Regions from separate parts of the Homo sapiens genome. Here region 2 is linked to region 1. The links are chromatin loops, found by intact Hi-C in ENCODE. Cell type or tissue: OCI-LY7. All regions are shown on one strand. Each heading gives the region's core, and the rest is flanking DNA. Links, peaks and the distances in the headings are about the cores only. Region 1 has its middle 69 kb from the start of LINC02111. Region 2 overlaps BASP1 (brain abundant membrane attached signal protein 1).

Region 1 (12,567 bases), core at 5,157-7,656:
CTTCCCTGACTTTGAGGCTCCTGGCTCCCTCTTGTAAAGGCCGCAGTAATTACTTTGAGCCCAAGCCGATAATCCAGGATAATCCTCCCATCTCAAGATCCTTAATTTAATCACACCTGAAAAATCCCTTTTGCCCTATAAAGTAACATATTCACAGATTCTGGGAGTAGGATATGGGCCTCTTTGTGTGTGTGTGTGTGTGTGTGTGTGTGTGTGTGTGTGTGTGTGTGGTGGGGAAGGGGCATTATTCAGCCTCTCACACTAACAATGTGCTGATTTAAAAACCAGAATGGCAATTTTTAAGTTATAATTTTAAGATATCTGGTAGGATAACGGGAATTGTCTTTTTTACTTAGGACACTCTTCAGCCGGGGAAAGTGAGGAGACCAAATAAGAACTTGCTGGTGAGCATAGAATTATACCAGTAGATATGGACAAGAAACTGTAGTATTATAGCCTGGCAAATTATCTTTTGTACCTTTTGTATACAAATATTTCTACCCAGGTAGGCAGTAATGGCTATTAGAACTGTTTTTCTGAGTAGTTCTTGAGTTCTTTTATCAATGATACAATGTATTAATGATTCGTTATATCAACTGATACATTGATACTGATACACTGACTCTCTGGTTTTCCTCTCACTATATCCCATGGAAACTAGGACTGGCTGTTAAAACAATGTTTCCTTGTGCACACATAATGTAATGCGCCTGGTTAAAATTAACTTTACACCTAAAGGCAGTTGAAGCACCATAGTCAGAAAGGATATTCTAGGGTGAATCGTTAGCGTGTACAGTATCACAGTGAGGAACCAACTCTTCATTTACTTATTACTTCACGTGTCTTGCAATTAAGAGATTTATTAATTAGCAACTGGGATGTAAGCAATACATTTTCAGTGGTGAAGTGAGTGTTTTTCAAAGTCAGTGAGTGGTTAGAAACATCGGATGGGTCCCAGTGTCTTTAGTACAGGACCCAGGAAGCCCAGGAGGCTGACACAGTCAGTGTAACATTTGAAGTCTAGAGTCATATTAGTCCCGCATTGCTCTGTTTCATGGAGGACGCTGACAACTCACCAGGACCTGGTCCTGTCTGCAAAACATCCTTTAATCTGCCTAAGAGTGTAACTTTTATGCATGGCGCCAGTCAGTATGCCAGAGAGGAGACTTTTCCGAGCTATGAGAATAGGTCTCATGACTGTTCAGTGCCTGCTTGGTAGTAAATATTTTTACCCTTAACAAGAATTGAAAGAAAACAGCTTTGCCACTTCTTAAAAGTAAAAGCCAGGCATGGTGGCTCATGCCTGTAATCCCAGCACTTTGGGATGCCATGGTGAGTGGATCACCTGAGGTCAGGAGTTCAAGACCAGCTTGGCCAACATGGTGAAACCCCATCTTTACTAAAAATACAAAAAATTGGCCGGACGTGGTAGTGGGCACCTGTAATCCCAGATACTTGGGAGGCTGAGGCAGGAGAATCACTTGAACCCGGGAGGAGGAGGTTGCAGTAAGCCGAAATCATGCCACTGCACTCCAGCCTGGGTGACAAGAGGAAGGCTCCATCTCATAAAAAAAAAAAAAAGTTAGAGATGAAGTTACCATATCACCCACCTATTCTACTCATAGGAATTTATCCAAGAGAAATAAAAACATACGTCCACATGAATATGCATAGCAACGTTATTCATTTGTAATAGCCATTTGGAAATAATTCAAAGGCCAGCAACTGGTGAACAGATGAACAGAATGTGGTATATCCATACAGTGGAATACTGTTAAGAAGAATACACAAATGAAGTATTTATACACATTACAACATGGAAGAATCTCAAAAATATATACCAAGTGAAAGAAGGCAGTCACAAAACCACGTAGTGTATAATTCCATTTCTAGGCAAAGTTCAGAAGAGGCAAATCAATCTATAGAGACAGAAAGTAGACCATCAGTTGCCTGAGGCTGGGTGTGGGAACAGAGAGTGACTGCAGATGGACACAGAGGATGTTTGGGAGATAATAACAATGTTTTCAAATTCGATTGTGCTGAAGGCTGCATAACTCTGCATATTGACTAAAAGTAATTTAATTGTATATATAAAATGAAAGAATTTTATGAAATACAAATTATATCTCAATAAAGCTGTTTAAAAAATAATTACATATTGTGAAACATGATAAATGTCAAACCAATGGTAAAAAATTATAAAATGGTTGGGCGCAGTGGTTCATGCCTGTAATCCCAGCACTTTGGGATGCTGAGATGGGCGGATTGCTTGAACCCAGGAGTTCAAGACCAGCCTGAGCAACATGGCGAAACCTTATCTCTACAAAAGAATACAAAAAAATTAACTCGGTGTGATGGCATATGCCTGTAGTCTCAGCGACTTGGGAGGCTGAGGCAGGAGGATCACCTGAGCCCAGAAAGTCAAGACAGCCGTGAGCCATGATCATGCCACTGCACTCCAGCCTGAGCAACAGGAGTGAGACGCTGTCTCAAAAAAATCAATCAATAAATAAATAAAATTAAAAGGTATCCAAGTTTTTAATATCATATTATCATGTACCCCTCATTAAAAATGTGAGGATTGGCCAGGTGCAGTGGCTCACACCTGTAATCCCAGCACTTTGGGAGGCCAAGGAGGGTGGATCACTTAAGATCACGAGTTCGAGACCAGCCTGGCCAACATGGTGAAATCCCATCTCTACTAAAACTACAAAAGTTAGCCAGGTGTGGGAGCACATGCCTGTAATCCCAGCTACTCAGGAGGCTGAGGCAGAAGAATCACTTGAACCCAGGAGGCAGAGATTGCAGTGGGCCAAAACTGTACCACTGCACTCCAGCCTGGGCAACAGAGTGAATTAGACTCTGTCTCAAAAAGAAAAAAAAAAGGTGAGTGTTCATCTTCAATATATGTGTGCATTTATTTATTTACAAATAATAACATGAACTAATGTATTAATATCTCATATACAGCTAAACTAGACCCCAAAAGTAAAATTACTTTTTTTCTTTTTGAGATGGAGTCTTGCTCTGTCACCCAGGCTGGAGTGCAGTGGCACGATCTCGGCTCACTGCAAGCTCCACCTCCCGGGTTCACGCCATTCTCCTGCCTCAGCCTCCCGAGTAGCTGGGACTACAGGCGCCCGCCACCACGCCCGGCTAATTTTTTGTATTTTTAGTAGAGAAAGGGTTTCACCACGTTAGCCAGGATGGTCTCGATCTCCTGACCTCGTGATCCGCCTGCCTCGGCCTCCCAAAGTGCTGGGATTACAGGCGTGAGCCACCGCCCCTGGCCAGTAAAATTAATTTCAAACATATAAATATATAATATTTGAATTCGAAAGTACTCATTTCATCACAAGGATTTTAAGAATAAAGGAATGCAGGGATTAGAATTAGTGAGCAAAGTGAACTCTAGAGTAATAAGCATGGGAATGTGGGAAGCCACCAGAATTGACACGGACAAGACCACCCATGCATAATCAACCCTCAGAACATTCATCAGATTGAAAATCATGTATTTGCATGATGAGCAATGGACATCAATCAAAATAAACCCAGCTGTTCTGAGGATGGCAAACATTCAGGAACATGGGACTGCAGACCCTCTTAAAAATAAATGTCAACGGCCGGGCGCGGTGGCTCACGCCTGTAATCCCAGCACTTTGGGAGGCCGAGGCGGGCGGATCACGAGGAGATCAAGACCATCCTGGCCAACACGGTGAAACCCTTTCTCTACTAAAAATACAAAAAATTAGCCGGGCGCGGTGGCGGGCGCCTGTAGTCCCAGCTACTCGGGAGGCGGAGGCAGGAGAATGGCGTGAACTCGGGAGGCGGAGCTTGCAGTGAGCTGAGATCGCACCACTGCACTCCAGCCTGGGTGACAGAGCGAAACTCTGTCTCAAAAAAATAAAATAAAATAAAATAAATAAATAAATAAATGTCAAGAAGGAGAGTTCAAAAGAAGAGGACAGAGAAAGAAAAATTGAAGGAAGTCATCATATGAAGATGAAGCTTCCTACACAACATGATCTGCTTCCAGGTGGGAGGGATTTAGTCACACACTCTGTCTTACCACCTATTGTGACCAAAAAGTTCATTATAATAAGGACTGTGCCAGGTTCATATGGAATTATAACAGCTATTAAAACTTTAAGTAAGTTTGCTACATCCAGTGGTGTTTATCTTTAACACTTTCCCCGAGATTTCATTACAAAAATAATAATTTCTGTTGCCTTTGATGTTTACAGTGTGATACATTCAGGGAGTTACAAACTATAAATGAATATAACCAAGGCAGAGGGGTTCTTATTAGTGAGTTGTAAGAGATAGATAAAGTTGGATGGGGAATTGAGGGCCATAGAAAAAAAATAGGGGGTTAGGACTTTTTCTCTGTACCCACCATAGGGGCCATTCTATGCTTTTGAGTACAAGGCCATCTGAGCTATGTGGTTTTCAGGGGGATTGATGGAGTGCCACACACAGCATGGACAACTTTGGGGAGAGTTGAGAGGCAGTATTCTAACTTGCTGGAATTTTAACAGAATACCAAGCCAGAGCAGACTGAAATTGAGGACCCTGACCAAGATGTCAGCAGAAGAATAGAAGCAAGAGTACAATCGAAAGCAAAGAATTTACAGATGGTTGATGGTGATGGAGGAGTTTGTAAATCCTGATGCCAAAGACTCTCCAACACCAGGCCAGACAGGGGGCATATTCCACTGAAGTGCACAAAGATAAGCTAATGCTCCACTGGACTGAGCTAAGCTAGATGTGTGGTGGAGGGCTTCGGAGCAGCCCAAGGTCAGAAGCTGCTCCATCCTCTTTATTTATTTATTTATTTATTTGCTTACTTATTTATTTATTTTGGGGACAGGGTCTCACTTTGTCACCCAGGCTGGAGTGCAGTGACACCATCAGGGCTCACCACAGCCTCAACCTCCTGGGCTCAGGTGATCCTCTCACCTCAGCTTCCTGAGTAGCTAGGATGACAGGCACCTGCCACCACACCCGGCTAACGTTTTGTTTTTTGTTTGTTTGTTTGTTTGTTTTTTGTAGAGATGGGGTTTTGCTATGTTGCTCAGGCTGGTCTCAAATTCCTGGGCTCAAGGGATCTGCCCACCTCGGCCTCCCAAACTACTAGGATTACAGGCATGAGCCACCATGCCTGGCCATGCTCCGTCCTCTTTATCTGTGCAGTCTTGCCTGTCCTGTCCTGCTTCCTTGCTTCTCAATAGCACTTTTAAAGAGGCAGAGGAAAGAATTGAAGGACGTGTCACTAATTGTTTCTAAGTGGTAAACAAAATCACATTACTTTGAAACACGGACTTTCTCTCCATTCATATTTAAGAAATTTTGTAAGGAAGACTGAAGTAAGAATTAAAAGATCCATAAAATCCATATCCTGTGATTTGATACGGCTGAGAGTGTTGTGGCTTACAATTGTCTTCAGCCACTCGGGAGGAAACAAGGCCATGTTCTTTGCAGGATCCTGAGACCTGCGTTTTCAGCACGTGCATGGAAGCGATATCTAAGAGACTGAAATAAAAGGGATAATTCCAACATCTTCTTTTTTAAGCGAATTTTCCATTCATGTATTCCTATTGTCACTATGGAATCACTCTGGGGGAAGTGTACTTGGAAATCTGTCTTCATTTTCCATTTTCTTACCTGAATACATAAAAACCCTGAGGTTTGGATAGTATTAGTAAACCAAACTGAGAAAACAAACATAAAAAAGGATACTATTTTCTGGCCGGGCACAGTGACTCATGCCTGTAGTCCCAGCACTTTGGGAGGCCAAGGTTGGCAGATCACTTGAGGTCAGGAGTTCATGACCAGCCTGGCCAACATGGTGAAACCCCATCTCTACTAAATTAGCCCAGCATGGTGGTGCATGCCTGTAATCCCAGCTACTCGGGAGGCTGAGGCACAAGAATTGCTTGAACCCAGGAGGCAGAGGCTGCAGGGAGCTGAGATCACTGCACGACATTCCAGCCTGGACAACACAGTGAGACTTTGTCCCCCCCGCCACCCTGCCCCCCAGAAAAGAAGTCTAATATTTTCTGTATTACCTGGTAATAAAATTCAACAATTTAAGATAAAATTATCTATCTGCTTTACTCTTCTACTTTCTAATACCAACGAATTTTCAGGTTGGTTCATGGTTATGGTCACTCAGTCAAATGAAAGTCCTTGCCTTCCTTCATCTCAGTAATCATCGTTGCCAGACATTTAGCTTCCCATTGAATCTGTTATAAAGATCACAACACAAAAGTCACCTTCATCTTTCACTTCCCTTATGGAACCCCCCTTTTTGTGGGTCTAAAAAAAGACATCCTTCTGCTCTGAAGATCAAGAGCAGAAACCATTCTTCTTTTTTTTTTTTTTTTTTTTGAGACGGAGTCTCGCTCTGTCGCCCAGGCTGGAGTGCAGTGGCGCGATCTCGGTTCACTGCAAGCTCCGCCTCCCGGGTTCACACCATTCTCCTGCCTCAGCCTCCGGAGTAGCTGGGACTACAGGCGCCCACCACCACGCCCGACTAACTTTTTATATTTTTAGTAGAGACGGGGTTTCATGATTTAGCCAGGATGGTCTCGACCTCCTGACCTTGTGATCCGCCCGCCTCGGCCTCCCAAAGTGCTGGGATTACAGGCATGAGCCACCGCACCCAGCCTTCTTCTGGTTCTTAATTAGGGCACTATTCAGTCTCCCTAGTTTGGATGGATGGAATGGGATGGATGAAGAGAGAGAGAGATATATCAGATGGACAAGGGATGGATGGACGGATGGATACATTGATGGGTGGATAAAGCAAAAGTAAGAAAATGTTAAGAATCTGTTAAATCTAGTCGGGTGCATATACAGGTATTCATTGGACTATTCTTTCAACGTTCTGTATCTTTAAATTTTTTCATTAAAAACTTGCAAGAATAAAAGGTCATTGGTATAAACACAACAAAGGCCTTTTTCACAGTATTGCCATCTTTTCTCCTCCCAAACTACTCACGCCTTCCCATCATCTCTTCACCTGACACTGCCTTCTTCTTCTCGTCCCAGGCAACAAGGAAGTAAAACAGTTTCCTGCCTCTCACTGTGCACATTCAGAAAGTTGCTCTCTGTAGAGAGAAAATTTTGTCTAAAACAAAATTTTTACTAATAATCAACCGTGATTTTTGTTGAACTGTAGACCTCCACTTGTATTTGTTGCCATTTGAAATTTCCATAGTGCTGTTTCTTCTACACCCTTTATTGCTGAATCCGGAACTCAAGCCAGTCCTTCCCTCCTTATAAGACACACGTTCGTGCACACACACAAACACACACATTCAGTTCCCCCTCCTCCACCCCCACTCGGCTACACTGAGTCAAAGCCCAGCTGGCCCTATTAGAACGGAAAAGGAAAGCAATGAAACAGACCACACAAATATTCTAAGACTGGCTCCTTGGAAGGAAATTGAGAATTCATTGACATCTCCCCAGGGAAAAATAAGTGAAATTGTGTCATTGTCAGACACTCACATAACTAAATTAATGTGAAATTAAAATCAAAATGAAATATTCCTCTTCATGTTAAAAGTAGTTCACTTAAGTAGTCCATGTACAATTGGCCGCTCCTGCAGCACATTATTAAGTGATTTAAAAGATTAATTTTAACACAGATCACAGTTTCAGTGGTGGTTATGCTAGCATTAAGCAAATAAGCATACTGTCCCAGAAAGAAGCTGATGGTTGCAGGGCAGAAGCATCTTGTCTTGCCACAGGCAGTACAATTGCGTTCATACTTCTTGCTTCAGTTTGCAGTGTGTGTATGAGCCTTTAATTCATGAAACATTAGGAGAGGATCTTTTTCAGGAAGTGAGAACCCGAAGTTGACAGACACATAACCTCATCTAGAATGACAACTAACGAGTTCCTAAACCACAAATATTCATTTCAACAATTTGCAATAATCTACCGTGTGCATGCCAAAGCATTCTAGACAGAACAAACAGTAACAGGCCGGCCTTTGCCCCACAGCATGTTCCTCTAAAAACAGATCCATAATCAAATGCTAAGAAAATACATGCCCTCAACCCTGAAGCAAAAATGTGAATGCAAGCTACACGGGGTAATGTTCCCTCTGGACAGACACCAGTAAATCCAGTTTGCATATGAAAATCGAGGCTTCTTTGCTTCCCTGCACACGATGCTAAAGTGAAGGTCAACAATCTCTTTGACCCTGAGTTCCAAGAAGATGGGAGACTATCAGTGACAACGAATGACACAGACTGAGTCCTGGCCTCAGATGGGAATGAGTGTGGGGGGGTGGGCATGGAGACAGAGGAGGAGGATGAAGGAACAAAGGATTTCAAGCGGGGTCAGCAAACTCTTTCTGTAAAGGGGCAGATAATAAGTATTTTAGGCCTTTGGGCCATATGGTCTCTGTTGCAATGACCCCAGTTTGCTGTTGTAGTGCAAAGCTATAAGTGAATAGGTGGAACTATGTTCCAATCAAACTGTATTTATGGACAAACACTAAAACTTAAATTTTATATAATTTTCATCTCTCATGAAATACTATTCCCCCTTTTTTAACGTTTAAAAATATAAAAATCATTTCTTGCTCACCAGCTGTACCATATCAGTCAAGAAGCTGACTTTGCCCATAAGCCGTAGATTGCAGACCCCTGATTTAGAGCATTGATTCTCAGACTTGAGCATGCATCAGTCATGTACATTGATGAGAGCAAACACAAATCCTTGGGCTCTGCCCCAGCGTTCCTGATCCCACAGGTCTGGGATGAGCCTAACCATATGCATTTCTTACAAGTTCCCAGGTGATACTCATGCTACCAAGAACACAAATGGAGAACTATGGTTTAGAGACAAAGTAACAAGACGGAGAAGGGAGGAAAGAAGTGCCCATGGCCAGGCGTGGTGACTCATGCCTGTAATTTCAGCACTTTGGGAGGCCAAGGTGGGTGGATCGCTTGAGGCCAGGAGTTCAAGACGAGCCTGGCCAACATGGTGAAATGCCGGCTCTACTGAAAATACAAAAATTAGTCGGGTATGGTGGCGCATACCTGTAGTCCAGCGACTCAGGAGGCTGAGGCAGGAAAATCACTTAAACTCAGGAGGTGGAGGTTGCAGTGAGCCAAGATTGTGCCACTGCACTCCAGCCTGGACGACAGAGAGAGAGAAAAAAAAAAAAAGGGCCCACGTTGGCCAGGATGAGTCAGCAATAATCATTTGTTTGGGCCACGTAGAGCTGTTTCATGATCCCCAAGAGAGACTTCATTAAAAACAGCTTGCCTTGTATAAACATAAATAAATAACTCTTCCTTCATAGTTGATTCTCTTTGACACAGAAATATGAAAACCCCTATTTATAGTGTCTTTTGCACAGACACACATGAGCATTTAGCTAAATGGATCTTTAGATGGGGCACCCATCATCAATCTCAGAGTAGTAAAATTCTAGGTGAAGTAAATTAATTTTTCCTCCATCTGGGTAAGACTTATTTAGGTAAATAATGAGTAAAATAATTCTTTAGTTGAAGATACTTCATCTACTAAAAGAGCTAGTGCTGGTAGGTACAGACTACTTAAGTAACCAGGTTTTCCACATAAACAGATTTAAAATTCACCTGGGAATTGGTTTTACTCAGAGGTAATCTGACACCCTTCCTAAGGAACCACCCTAATTCTGGCTGTTTTACCCCAATCTGTGTATTGCTCTCATATGGCAATTGAGTGTTGCTTGTCACCACTTATCTCCTTAATTCAACCACAACAGCTGTTTAGTAGGAAGTCTCTTGTCTTTTCATTTACAAGCTTCTCAAATGAGCATGATTAGAACAAACATGACCTCAATTAAGGATGTTATGTTTGGGGGTTTTCGTTTCGGGTTTTCTTTTTTTTTTTCTTCCAGTTTCTTATATTCTAAGTGGTCTTGATTTGTGTTTGGTGTCATCCAGGTGACACTCTCTACTATTCTAGTATCTTTCAATGTTGTTTGCGACAGTTTCGTTTCAGAAGTCACATCGATGATAGAACACAGAATACTAATCCTGTCTAACAAGTGTAATTTGATCTCCAATTCAATTGCTAGTAGCAGGCAACCTCTCTGACCATCTCCCAATAGATGTGCTGGAGTCTTCTGGATTAATCCAATTCATCAGTTGATTGTTGGGGAATATTCAACCTAGCAGGCAGGCATCCTTAATGCTTTATTACTTGATAAGATATAAAAATACTTTCCAGTTAAATATTTTATCTTACGCTATCTCAGACTTATTATTAATTCAAGATCCCTTTCACAATTTAGCAGTTATATCTTTTTTTTTTTGGAGGCAGGATCTCTGTGTTAGTCCCTTTTTGCCCTGCTGATAAAGACATACCTGAGAGTCGGCCACGGTGGCTCACGCCTGTAATCCCAGCACTTTGGGAGGCCAAGGCAGGCAGATCACAAGGTCAAGAGATCGAAACCATCCTGGCCAATGTGGTGAAACCCCCTTTCTACTAAAAATACAAAAATTAGCTGGGTGTGGTGGCAGGCACCTATAGTCCCAGCTACTCGGGAGGCTGAGGCAGGAGAATTGCTTGAACCCAGGAGGTGGAGGTTGCAGTGAGCCAAGATGGCACCACTGCACTCCAGCCTGGCGACAGAGCCAGACTCTGTCTCAAAAAAAAAAAAAAAAGACATACCCAAGACTGGGCAATTTACAAAAGAAGGAAAGAAGGAGGTCTGTTGTTTTGTTTTCTTTGTTTTTGAGATGGAGTTTTGCTGTTGTTGCCCAAGTTGGAGTGCAATGGTATGATCTCGGCTCACTGTAACCACCTCCCAGGTTCAAGCAATTCTCCTGTATCAGCCTCCCAAGTAACTGGGATTACAGGCGTGTGCCACCATGCCCGGCTAATTTTTTGTATTTTTAGTACAAACAGGGTTTCACCATGTTAGAGCCTGGTCTTGAACTCCTGACCTCAGGTGATCCACCTGCCTAGGCCTCCCAAAGTGCTGGGATTACAGGCCTGAGCCACCGTGACCAGCTGAAACTCTGATTTTTAAAACCATCAGATCATGTGAGACCCATTCACTATCACAAGAGCAGCATGGGAAAGACCCACCCCCATGATTCAATCATCTCCCACCAGGTCCCTCCCATGACACAGGGGAGCTACAAGATGAGATTTGGTTGGGGACACAGAGCCAAACCATATCAGTCTCTGTTGCTCTGTTGCCCAGGCTGGAGTACCCTGGCGATCTCAGCTCACTGCAACCTCCTCCTCCCAGGTTCAAGAGATTCTCGTGCCTCAGCCTCCCAAGTAGCGGAAATATAGGCGCGTGCCACCACTCCCAGCTAATTTTTGTATTTTTAGTAGAGACCAGGTTTCGCCATGTTGGCCAGGCTGGTCAAATTCCTGACCTCAGGTGATCCGCCCACCTCGGCCTTCCAGAGTGCTGAGATTACAGGCACAAACCACCCGGCCCAGCCTCAGCAGCTATATCTTGCATGTCCACCCAGCAACTGAATAAACATTCCATATATGCTAATATAGGGCCAGCTTAATAGATTACCACCAATCAGCCATCTGTGTCATATGCCATCATTCTTCCTGACATCTCTGAATTACAAACTCAACCAAGAGTTCCAGTAATGAATCTAGAAGGTTACTTTTTCACATTTTACACCCTGTAAATTTTATAGAAAAAAAAATGAGGCCTAGAGAATTTAATTTGCACAACAGAATAATAGTTACAAAGATTATAACCCAGTTCTCACTCTCATTCTGCTTATTTGATCCAAGTGAAGAATACTATCCAATATTCACCCACAGTTCCTCTAGGTAGGGATGGGAGGAAGTAGGGAGTAAATATTATTACCAAGGAGAGAGGGAAAAGAAGAATATAGATATATATGTATATAATCGTAAATCATATTTTTATATATAAAGAATACATATAATTTTAAATATTATTAAACAACACAAGAAAAAGTAAGTATGGAGAAAAATAATCATGCACATTTCAAAAGAATACAGAAAGTGGGAGGAAAATTACATTCTCTATGAGAATAAGGCAGAAATATTCCCCAAAAGGAGAAAAAACTAAAAGGGAGAAATTACTCATATATTGGTCACGTTTATATGGTAACTTTTACACTTTTTTAAAAAGTCAACCCCATTTTTGTTTTCACTGAAAAATAGTATGTGTCCTGCAGTATATACTCAATAAATGTTTGTTGAATTGAATTTAAATTATTTTACTTTGGCAAGGTTATTTCTTTTTCACAGTGCTCACAGGGAAAATCATTAAATAGATTTTTATTCTGCCTTTCATAAGAGTCTTCATAGTGCTGCTCCATTTGATTTTTTCTTTGCAAGATTATCGTGTTTTGCTTTACTCTATTGTAGCTCCCTTTTTGGCTTCTATACTAACACTGCAAATAAACAGACCTGCCAAATCCTACCATCGCATTCCAAAGACTTCAGCAAACACGTCAAGTGTCTTGAACGCCACCAGCTTCTTTAAGAAGCCAGTTGAACCTTGATCTTTGTTAGTAAGATGTTGCTGTTGTTTCATTTCAA
Region 2 (12,567 bases), core at 2,105-4,604, 49 kb after region 1:
CAAGCACAATCCTACTCATAAATATATTACATAAAATATGTAATCTCAACAGCACCATGGGGTAGTATGCCATTCACATTCTCCTTTTACCCATAAGGAAATCCTACTAGCTGAGTTCGTGGAGCTGTACTATGAGCAAAGGCCAAGTCCAGCAAAATTCAGTAAGGCAGGAAGGCACCACAGAGGGGATAGAAGGAACTCCACTGAGAAGCCGGCAATGGGGCAAAGCTCTCAGCCCAGGAATGTTATGCGCCTGGGTTACAAGGATGGTGCCACCTGGGGTAGTTCAGAACTCAGGTGTTGAGGGAATAAGGAAGAAATTCAGTATTTTGAGTATCCTCTGCCTCTCAACATTTCATCTTCCTATTTGCCAGAGAAGCTTTTTACCAAGAGAAAGCAATGAGCATACAGTTTAATGATTTCATTCTTTTTCTTTTCTTTCTTTTTTTTTTTTTTTTTCTTGAAATGCAGTCTCAGTCTGTCACCTAGGCTGGAGTGCAGCAGCAGCACAATCTCGGCTCACTGCAACCTCCGCCTCCCAGGTTCAAGCAATTCTCCTGCCCAGCCTCCCGAGTAGCTGAGATTACAGGAGCCTGCCACCATGCCCAGCTAATTTTAGTATTTTTAGCACAGATGAGGTTTCACCATGTTGGCCAGGCTGGTCTTGAACTCCTGACCTCAGGTGATCTGCCCACTTCGGCCTCCCGAAATGCTGGGATTACAGGCGTGAGCCACCATGCCCAGCCGATTTCATTCATTTCTGTTACTTCTAATTTTGAAAGACATCATTTGGTATAGAAAGTTAGAAGTTGGAACTTCTAAGATTAAAATAAAGCAGTTAAAAAAATACAGCAATAGACAATCCATGCTGAAAAGTCACTTCAACTAAAAAAGTCACTAAACCAAAGCTCTACTGAAAAGGCCGAGACTGACTTTGCATTTCTCCACAACTAGGAAATTCACTAGAATTTTGTAGCACAGCAACAAAATTCAGACCAATGCTGAAGGCACTGACCTCAGTTCTATGTGTTTATGTATTAACCAAACACTAAAACTGACCTCTGTTATGACATCTCAGAAAAAAGCTAATTCTGGAGCTGTCCTTTAAAGACCGGGTGTGGTGGCTCACACCTGTAATCCCAGCACTTTGGGAGGCCGAGGTGGGTGGATCACTTGAGGTCAGGAGTTCAAGATCAACCTGGCCAACATGGCAAAACCCCGTCTCTACAAAAATTACAAAAATTAGCCAGGCGTGGTGGTGCACACCTATCATCCCAGCTACTGGGGAGGCTTGAGCCTGGGAGGCAGAGGTTGCAGTGAGCCGAGATCAGCCACTGCACTATGGCCTGGGCAGAGTGAGACCCTGCCTCAAAACAAAACAAAGCAAAACAAAAAACAAAAAGCAAACAAAAAAGCTGTCCTTCAAAGAAAACTCGATGCCACAAGGGCGAAAATGACAGGCTTACCGATTAATATTGGCATAGAAAATAACCATAAACAGTAGTAGAGAGAGGAATTTCACTGAGTTTAATCTGGTAAATATTGGACAAGAATTGAATTTCAAGGAGACTTTGCACATTGGGTCATGGCAGAGTATAAAAATCCCACCTCCACAGCACACCCACCCAGAATCCTTGGGCAAGTTATTTAATCTCATCGTCCTTCCGTTTCCTTTAAAATAAAAAAATTTTTTTAAATGTCAATTTAATGGGAATTTAATGTGAGGCCATGTGAGTACAACATTTTACATTTCCAGGGACTGCAAAAATGTTAGTTCCTTCCCCCATCATTTAGTTTGAAAATTCTTAGATAATTCTTTGCTGGTAAATTCCAACAGAATAGTTAGCACACAGGTTCCACACACACAAGTTCTAGAATCAGGAATCTGAAGCACCACAATGAAAAGAACATTTAACATCTTTTAAAAATGTTTAATGTTATCAGAAAGATGTTTGGTATATGTGTTCCATGCATGCTCCTGCTGGTTCTATTTGAAAAAGAAGTTTTTACAGTTATCTGTTGTCACCATATTGTAAAGGTAAAATCTCTACTTCTTCGCTCTGAATATTTTACTACTTAAGATTCTAAGAGGTTTTCAGTCTTTTTAAATATATTAACAGTCCATTCTGCCAAGAAATCAGTTTCTACACAGAGATAAAAACCAAAGATTAGTTAAATCCATTCCTCCCAATTAGAACGAGTATTGGAGTGATCAGAGAAAGAGAAGAGGGGGCTGTGTGTGGTGGCTCACACCTGTAATCCTAGCACTTTGGGAGGCCGAGGCGGGCAGATCATCTGAGGTCAAGAGTTGAAGACCAGCCTGACCAACATGGAGAAACCCCGTCTCTACTAAAAATACAAAATTAGCCAGATGTGGTGGTGCATGCCTGTAATCCCAGCTACTCAGGAGGCTGAGGCAGGAGAATCGCTTGAACCTGGGAAGTGGAGGTTGCGGTGAGCCGAGATCGCACAATTGCACTCCACCCTGGGCAACAAGAGCAAAACTCTTGTCTCAAAAAATAAAAATAAAGAGAAGAAATGTAATTGCATTTTTTGCTGTCCCCTCACCACCTCTTCATCACTTGGTCCAAGGAAACAAGAGAAAAGTGTTTTGATCACCAAGATGGAAAAGGAATCCCAATTCTTTTACTCATTTAATGCCTCAAATTTCACGTGTAAAGGGTAAAAACCTGGTCTACAGCTTATCTTGGCTAATAAGCTAAACACACCATGTTAATGAGAGAAGCTAACATTGTCAAATGTCATTTTGTTTTGCTACTTCCTGCAGAAGAATACTGTTTGTTTATCATATGTCAAATAGCTTAATAGAGATACTAACTTACATCTTTAAAATCCCCCACAACTATCTTGTGACTAGTTTTATTCCCTTCCACCTTATAAAACCAAGCCTCCATCCAATTAATCCCACCTGGCTAGAAACAGCTATTCTGGAAGAAATGTGATAAAGTTCTGCTTTTCGGTGAAGAGAGAAGAGAGTGTGCCATTCGAGCACTGTGAGTTGATCAGAGCAACCTGGGCTGGAAAGCAGGCAAATCAGAGGGAGGCCTGAAAAGGTCAGAGGGAGGGTTGGAAGTGATTATTCATCACACCAGCCTGGTCCTTTTTTGCCTACACCTGCCAGGAAACTCAAAAAGTGTTTGCATCCGTGGAATACATACCCATCACCTTCTGAGTCTCACTTCCTACAACTGATGTTAGCTTAGACTACACACTCAGTCCTGACACAAATCTTTCTTTCGTTTATTGGCAGCAAATCATGTTCCCTAATAAATAAACGTGTACATTTATGAACGTTCATGAAACTTTTAAAGACAAGTTTCTCTAACTTCTTCATGCCTAGGAAGGCCATAAAAGAGCAACTTCATAGCTAGGTCAGCAAGGTAAGGTGAAGTTTTTTTGTTGTTGTTTGTTCGTTTGTTTTTGTCCTCAGAGACAACTACACTTTAGTGTCTTCAGAGGATCTGGTTAAAAAATCAATAAATAAAAATAAAGAATGAACATAGGCCTAAAAAATAGGTTTTAATTCTTCCTCCAAAGCAAATTAAAACAATTCTGTTGAGTCTTAGAGCTAACAAGTATTTCTTATTTTACAGAAATTTCTATTTATAGGAAAAATATGTGGTCCTATGCATTGCTATAATAGCAAACCCCCCAAAAAGAAAAACCAGTAAACTCCTTCTTACTATTGAGAGCTTAAATTTAATATGAAAATTTCTTTGGGAGAGTAAAGGTGAGAAATAATTTGAAATCTGATGTTATAATGAAGACACTCTGTAATAGAGACAATCTCCTCTACCGAGTTTTCCAATTGCTTGTTCCTTTTTCTCCAGGAAGCCTGTCAGGGAACACAGAAGATATTCCTTATCCCTTCAGATCATCTGCTGTGTTTATTTTGTACACAGAATCCACAGGACACACTGGGTCCAGATCCCCTCTGTACACGCTATTTTAATAGCTAAGAATTTCACTAAAAAACCACAATTCTTACAAACTATAATAGGATCCCCTCTGTACACACTTAATAGCAAATAATTTCACTAAACAACCATGATTTGGCTGCTGACATGACCAACTCATCCAGAACTTTCCTAATACGCACTTACATTTTTTCTTACCTTACACCACTCCATTAGCACAGCCTACTGTATTAAAATTCAGTCTTTCAGTTTGAGAAAATAAAGGTGGAAGAGTAGATAGCAAAATGCCGTATAAGAAAAAAATAAATTATGAAATATTTTATTTGTTTGACTTGTGTCAAAAACAAGCCACCTAGCACTCAGTATGAAGTTTGCTAAAAACGATAGGTGTGCTAGGGGTTGGTCTCCACTGTCAACAAAGTGCTATGAGACTCAGTGGTTACCTCCCACTCTGGATCTCAAATTTCCTAATCAGTAAAACAACGATACTTAAAGTGTATTCTCTTTCTAGGGGGAAAAATAATTTTATGAATGCTTCTGGCACTAAATAAAATGCAATGCAAGATAAAGAAACAAGTGGTATTATCAACAGAGTTCAATACATCTACTAATCACTGTCATAAAAATATATCATCTTACACCCTGAAGATTAAATTGACAACCAGCTGCTATTACTATGATTGGATGTCTTCATACGTCATTTCAACGTGAAGCTTGCTGAAAATTAGAAATAAAAAAAATTTTAAAAAGCAAAAAAAAAAAAAAAAAAAAAAAAGGGCTGGGAGCGGTGGCTCACGCCTGTAATCCCAGCACTTTGGGAAGCTGAGGCAGGAGGATCACAAGGTTGAGAGTTCAAGACAAGCGTGGCCAACATGGTGAAACCTCGTCTCTACTAAAAATACAAAAATTAGCCAGGTGCAGTGGCGTGCGTCTATAGTCCCAGCTATTTGGGAGGCTGAAGCAGGAAAATCGCTTGAACCCGGGAGGCGGAGGTTGCAGCGGGATGAGATCGTGCCACCGCACTCCAGCCTGGGGCCTGGTGACAGAGCAAGACTTCGTCTCAAAAAAAAAAAGCAAAAAAAAATACAAACAAAAATTGTAAAATGACATCCAAATATTTATTAAAGCACAGAATGTTTTTTAACATTTTCAATTATATTTAGAAAATCTTCTCAGAATAATGTGTAAACTCTGTAAGGAATGAGTCAGGATGGAATGGCTCACTGAAGACATCTCAAATAGCGTCATAACTGTCAGAAAAGTCAGGTTTCATCAGCTTCACTCACGCAGAACTAGCTCACAGTGCCCTGGCTGTGGAAGACACTCGGTTGTTTCCCCTTTACCTACTTTTGATGGGTCATCTACCAATCACTGGTGGTCCTGCCTTGCAAGACCCAATCTCTTTGAGCAAGCGTGCTTCCTAAAAACAATCAAACCATCTTTTCCTTTTATGCGATGCTAAGTAGTATCAGCCTACAGATACTTTAAATTATCCTTTCAAATATAGTTTAAATCAATCTCACAAGGGCTAATCACAATTCTCGAAAACTAATGTGATATTCAGTTTAGTGTTATGTAGAAACGTTGAGAAAAATAAAGTGGGAAAAGTTCTCAGCCCCAAATTTCCAGCGCAATACAACCACTTAACAAAACGAAACCAGGGTGTATCACCATTTTTACAGAGCTATCCACAGGCAACATTTTGAAAGATTATGTTTGGAGTTCCTACATTGAGAAAGAGTTCCAGGTCAGATTTTTTTTTTTTTTTTTTTTTTTTTGAGACAGGATCTTGCTGCTCTGTCGCTCAGGCTGGAGCGCAGTGGCGCGATCTCGGCTCACTGCAACTTGCGCCTCTCGGTTCAAGTGATTCTCGTGCCTCAGCCTCCTGAGTAGCTGGGATTACCTGTGCACCACCACACCTGGCTAATTTTTGTATTTTTAGTATTTTAGTAGAGACGGGGTTTCACCATGTTGGCCAAGCTAGTCTCAAACTCCTGACCTCAGGTGATTCGCTTGCCTCAGACACCTAAAGTGCTGGGATTACAGGCGTGAGCCACCATGCCCCACCCCAGATATAGCTTTTAATGCCAACTTTAGGAATATCAACAAGGAGGCCATGGTGAATTCAAACACAATAAGGCAAAGATTCATTACTCTTAGATGAACAAGAGCAAGAGTGAGAATGAAATAAGGAGGGAGGGAGACAGAACAGAGCAAGCAAGGGAGGGAGAGGTGGCGAAGGAACAGAAAAAATGCCTCTCATTTTGAATAAATTCTCTTTTCATCATCCTTAAAACCGCTTTTTCTGAAAATCTACTCCTCCAGACATAATCTTTTTCCTGCATTTTTAACTTATGGAAATTGAAGCCACATATACTGTTCCTTAAACTTCTATAGCAGGACACTGTCAGAGACACACCAGGGTGAAAATATCCCGCACTGTAGGATTTAAATCATACCTCCATTCTGCCCCAAAGTGACAGCAATGAATCGGGAAGCCCAACGGGTTAGTGTCCCTTGCTCTGTGGTGCTACCAGAGGAACCCAATTTGACCAACAACTGCTGTGGCGACTGGAGTTACTGAGCTGACCTGTTCTTCAGCAGGACTTATTATGTCCTTAATAGAAGACACTTCTGCCCCTTGCAGTGACTAAGGGTTCTCAAATCCCTTTGCTGGTACCAAGTGAAAACGCATGGGTCAGCCCTGCTGCCTATGCATTCTTTGGGTTTGGGTCAAGACTCCTGCAGTATTTAAAGACACAACCCTATATATCAGAACGGTATCTAATTAACATTTGAGCTGGAAGTTGTTCTAATAGCTTTGCAATGAAATGTGAGGTTTCTGAGAACTATCATTTATTACTTCCTTTCTTTAGTCCTTTAAATAAAACACTTACTAAACAGGTTGTTTGGATATAGGAGAGCAAGAAAGGGAGAAATGTTGGCTCAAAAGGAGTATCAAGTAGGAAAAACAATAGTGTTATCATTACCACCATTAAGAGGATTTCAGTGCTTTGTGGCAGGTCTAAGTGATGACATGCCATCAGGTTTCTAAAAGATGCCCTCCAGAGACCAGGGTCATCCAAATAGCTCTCAAGAGCCCTTCTGCATTTTTGGCGGCAAGCAAAATTATGGGTAATGAAATGCTAATGTTTATCTCAGCCTATACACTTAATTTTAGAAGGTTTGATATGCAGAGGCTCACCATTTGTGGACTGTTGAACCTTCATTTCAGTAGCACTTTGTTGGTTACATCCATTATTTAATGTTATTCAAGTCTTCGCATGATATGGTTTTTGGATGAAAAATGGCAAGCCCCCCAATATACCATTGCCCTTCTTCAGAAAATGCAACCTTGCACAATGCACAATTTCCAGGAGTTATCCACCCACAAGCCAAGGGGGTTACATGCACTGGGTCCTTCCCATAATTACCACATGTGCTCCATGATATCTCCAATTAGATTTTTCATTAACACATTTTTACATTTACGTTGCTCTGTCAATTAACAATACCATGGTTCTGTAATGTAATAAGAATCACTGGCATACATTAACTGCCATATAAAATAAGAAAATGATATCAAATTTCTCCATATGATTTGAAAGTTACTATGTTCACTACTTTACATGCCATTCCTATTTATATCTTCTTTCCCTGCATTATTATAATATCTAAGCACTTCCTATATAGGGCAGTTTGAATCATACAAAGGCCCTATCCACTATAAAGTTTCTACTTTGAAAATGCAAATTTGGATTTATTAACCATTTCATCTAGAACCAGCAGAATAAAGTTATTAAGGATGAGATCAGACAGATGACAATGGAGAAGATGGCTCCAAGTCTATAGCAAAACCCAACATAAATATGCAACAATGTGTGTCAGAGACTGGAGTGTTATTTCTGGTTTGATTGCAGCTTCATCATTGCAATCAAGACAAGAAGTCATCTCCTTTTCATTCTGTTTCCATCTTATAATCAGAAAAAAATATATCTGCTTACAAAGATGCAGGGAATGAATCAAAGTTTCAAGACAAAGTTCAATGTGTGGCTGCAGCACATTAACTGTGTACCCTTGGACAAGCAACTATCATCTACTAATTCAGAGCTGCAAAGGTTAACAAGAATTATACACCAGCCAATCCACTAACAATTTTTTTTAAGTAACACAAAGTTACAACTGAGTTGCATCTACAAGCAAATCCATCACCAACAAGTTGGGTTTATAATTACACAAGTGGAAAGAATCCAAGATATTGGTCAAACCTACCTGAAGCAAATGTTGGAATAAGAGGGAAAAAATTCTTTTTTATATAAAGAAAAGAATTTACAAACAATAAAAAAGCACAACACATACAAAGTATTTTCAATACTGTCAGAAGAAAGAAATCTAAAATATTTATGTCCAGCAATTTCTATTTTCAACAAGTGACTGGCCCTTTTCTTTTAAAGGTCAAAATTTTTATTCTAAAAGAGGAAAATGAAATAAAGGTAATGCAGCCCATGTGTATTTTTAGTATTCCAACCAGTATGTGCTCTGTCGCAGTGACTTGTCAAGTCTTCAGTGCCTGGTGGCAATTTCCATTGTTGAAATTATTGTTGTCGGTGTCTGATTCAGCCAAGGCTCATATTTAGCAATTCTAATAACATCCCCATCATTTAGAGGATGCAGATGTCCTCTGGGGAGAGGAAACTGTCCTAAGAGGTGCCAACCCATGTCTAAGTTTCTAGGTAAACCTTTGAAATATCATGAGTAAAAATTTAGAGAAAACATTCGAGACAATTTATTACCTTGTCACAATAAAAATGTTCCTCACTGTAAAAAAGTATGATAAAGATATGCAACAAACTTGAGGGAACAAAGTACACATACACAGATTAGCACACACTCACATTTCTACAACCAAATTTTCCCAAAGAGGTGATCCAGATGAGTTGGATCTACAAAGTCAGAAAGTCCCTAATACAAAAGAAGATTAATCACAAGAAACGCCTCCATTATTCTTCATGAAGCCCAGTCTAGTCCTACAGATGCACTGGCACAGGGTCTTTGGGGATCTCTCATCAAAAATCCAAAATGCATAAATATCTGAGGTGAGCAATGTTCATTACCTTAATTTTATCTTACCACATTTTATTCAAAAATTGTAATACCAGCTGGGGTGCAGTGGCTCATGCCTGTAATCCCAGGACTTTGGGAGGCCGAAGCAAGAGGATCACTTGAGCCCAGGAGTTTGAGACCAGCCTGGGCAAAATAGTGAGACCCTGTCTCTATTAGAAAAGGAAAGAAAAGAAATGTTAAAAAAAAAATGTAATACTACTTTGTACCCCATAAAGATACACAATGAGACTCTGTCACAATATAATTTGTAAAAGTCAACATCCAGAGTGATCTCAAGAACTTCTGATGTTCAGAATTAGTCTAGAAAAATAGATTTGATTAGGGCTGGGTGCAGTGGCTCACGCCTGTAATCCCAGCACTTTGAGAGGCCAAGGCGGGCGGATCATGAGGTCAGGAGATCGAGACCATCCTGGCTAATACGGTGAAACCCCATCTCTACTAAAAAATATAAAAAATTAGCCGGGCGTGGTGGCGGGTGCCTGTAGTCTCAGTTACTCGGGAGGCTGAGGCAGGAGAATGGCATGAACCAGGGAGGCGGAGCTTGCAGTGAGCCGAGATCGTGCCACTGCACTCCAGCCTGGGCGCCAGAGCAAGACTCCTTCTCAAAAAAAAAAAAAAGAAGATTTGATCTTAGTGAGGAAATATCTTTAGGTGTAAGACGTGACAGGGAACATAAGTGAGTGAAGAGCCTAGTCTAGCAAGAGGGAGAAGACATATGAAGACAATTAAAATATAAATGAGAGTAAGTCAAACGTTATCAAGAGAAGGAAAAGCAATAGTTTCACCAGAAGAGATGACGATTAGTTGAGATCAGGATCAGAAAGATTTATAGAGAAGGTAGAGTCTGAGACAGTAGAAATATAAAAAATACTTATTCATATACACTCAGCATAAGACTGTTTTGATACTTATCTTTACACATATCAACTCATTAGCTATCTCATCAGTTCTACGAGGGAGGAATTATTACTATCCCCACTTTAGCATGAGGAAACAAAGACACATAGGAGATAAATAACTTGCCCAAGATCAACCAACCAGTTATTTGTGGAGGTGTGAGGTGAATGCAGGCACTCTGGCTCACTCAACCAGGTTAACGTTAAGGTTTCTTAGCCATCATGATAAGTTGCCCTGAAGAACAAATAAGCTTTCTACAGATGAGGATGGGTAAATGCAAAGTGTTTATGTCAAAGGGAACAAAGAGGAAATGTCCAGTTGAGATTATTAGAAAACCCTATTGATATTTAAGAGGAAGGAGAGGACTCTCAGATACTTGGAGTGAGAAAAGATGGACTCTAAATCTATAAAGGTTGCCTAATAGGGAAAATTACTTAGATGACAGAAAGCAGAAAAACAGCTCTTGTAGGAGTTAGAAAGGAAAAGATGATGTCTCAAAAAATCAAAAGAGAAAATTTTACAAAGCAGCTTGGAGGAGGCATATGCTGCTACAAAAAGGTTACAAAAGATAAGAAGAGATGGCGCAAATTGATCCGGTGATGGGCTGTCAACAACGGACCCTAGAGTCACTTCGATAAAGGAGTGAAGACACCTGCCTCTTTGAAAGGGCTCACAGAGCACATGAGGCGCCAGAAGAGAAAGCCACAATGGTCAATACCAGAGAGTGTTGGTAACGGCAGAAACGTGCAATTTTGGCAAGACTTTTATTTGTTTACAAGGATTTGCAAGAACTGAAAATATCTATGGGAAGATAGGATGAGACAAAGGATAAAAATCAAAACTAAAGTGGAAAGTTGAGGGAGGAATCTTGACAGCGCAAAGTTCTGGGAGATTCAGAAAGTTAAGTCCAGATGTTTGCTGAAGTGGAACACTTTGTTATGCAGACGGTGGGGGGGAGAGAAGCCAATGAGATAAATTCCAAATCTGATGGTTATTCCAACTCAACATGCTCTCTTTTACATGAATATGGTTAAATCTGAATTATTCCAGAGTAATGGCTCCACAAGATCTCCACATAGTAAACGTTAGATCATGTCTCTTTGAAATAGTCCTTTACCTTACAGTATTTCATTCTGCAGTCATTTACCTTCATAGTACTCTCGTATTACAACACTTAGGATTTCTTAAGTACTGGGAAAGGGACAGACATTTCAACAACTAAAATGCTGAAGAACTGCCACAGTGACCACTAAACCTGGAGAGGTCTTATTGTGTGAAACAACCGGTATGCAAAAGTAAAGCAAACAGGCTTGCTACATTATAAATGGTTTTAGGAGCTTCTGAGATAAGGAAATGCACAGTCAGCATCCACATGTGTATTCCCTACATAAATGTAAAAAAACGAACCTTAATTCTTAAGAACTTCTTATTGTGTCCTTACTGTGCAATCTGGTCTTGGTCTTTAGATAAACCATCCATCTTTGGTCATTTATCTAAATCATCATTGCCTAAGCCTTTTACATTTTATTTATAAAATAGATTTTTAAAAAATTTTTAGAGATGGGAGTCTCACTATATTTCCCAGGCTAGTCTTTAACTCCTGAGCTCAAGCAATCAATCCTCCCACCCTGGTCTCCCAAAGTGCTGGGATTACAGGTGTTAGCCACCACCAGGCCAGGCCTGCTTAACCCTTTTATATTGTTGGATTGCGTTCAAAGTTTTAGCAGTAAAATAGGCTTGCCTGACTTCACTTGAATCTTGACCTAGGGCGTTTCTTCAATATTTATTCAACATCAATCTGAGGCTTCAGAACAAAGATTTTGCTTTGTGGTTGTTCGTGCACAATGGGTACTAGATAAACATCACAGACTCACTACAGACGGGAACATCTAATTTGCAAATTATGAACTGTAAGATGGAAGAGTCCCTGACTAGAAGTTGGGTTATGTAACTTACCTTTCACCAGCAGTAGAAAAAAATCAATAAACTAAATTGTAACTGAAATTTCCGTTGCATTAAATGAAATGCGGTCAAGTTCCAGGCGCCATCCATGATCACAAACTCTCTGCCACCGGGACTCAGCACATAATTAAAGACCAGAATGCAGAAATCACTACAATGATATTGTCAAGATTTTTTTTTCTTTTGTTACTATGTGCATATTGTAGAGACCAATTTTTAAAGGTGAATCTCCCAATTGATTCTACAAGATTTAACCATAAAACCCTGACTTGATAATGCTTCTATAAAGGTGGCAGATAATAGTTAAGCTTCTCCTTGAATGTAAAGGTTGACTGTATAGACACTAATGCAGAAGGTTTTTTCTTCTTTTTTAATACATCCTGCCACATGTAGCAAACACTATCAGGAAACATGCATTATTCATTCTCGTCAATAGTCTAATATGCTTTTTAGAGTCTGCTGTGTGTTCACATTGTTATTTATTTGCACTTAACGGGTGGTCCTTTCAAAAGCCCCAGTTATTGCAGCCTAACATATGATTTTACATGAATCACCTGCTCTTTTGGTCAATAAAGGGAGTAAGTGAACCACAACCCGCTCAGGAAATGCAAACTGCAGAGATCATTTCTGTACCATTTCTCTCTTC

Evidence for each region. A loop is a pair of places that touch in the nucleus more often than their neighbours do. Peaks named below come from ENCODE experiments on the same cell type or tissue, not always from the same donor. Only the 100,000 strongest peaks of a DNase experiment are listed, where the experiment ranks them.
Region 2: a loop joins it to region 1, with 2.7 times the contacts of the local background. A loop is called at or near these places in 7 of 110 quality-filtered maps.

Annotation. Positions count from the first base shown.
Region 1 is chr5:17,312,483-17,325,049 of GRCh38, reverse strand. No RefSeq gene overlaps it. Among named protein-coding and RNA genes, the nearest start is that of LINC02111, 69 kb to the left of the region's middle. In OCI-LY7, for the core only: no CTCF peak of the experiment used is centred there; DNase peaks (open chromatin) are centred at 6,309 and 7,339; H3K4me3 peaks cover 1,813 bases; H3K27ac peaks cover 2,500 bases.
Region 2 is chr5:17,259,964-17,272,530 of GRCh38, reverse strand. The region is part of intron 1 of BASP1 (brain abundant membrane attached signal protein 1); the gene reads right to left. Among named protein-coding and RNA genes, the nearest start is that of BASP1, 49 kb to the right of the region's middle. RefSeq lists a silencer at 5,243-5,372. In OCI-LY7, for the core only: no CTCF peak of the experiment used is centred there; a DNase peak (open chromatin) is centred at 3,130; H3K4me3 peaks cover 1,998 bases; H3K27ac peaks cover 2,297 bases.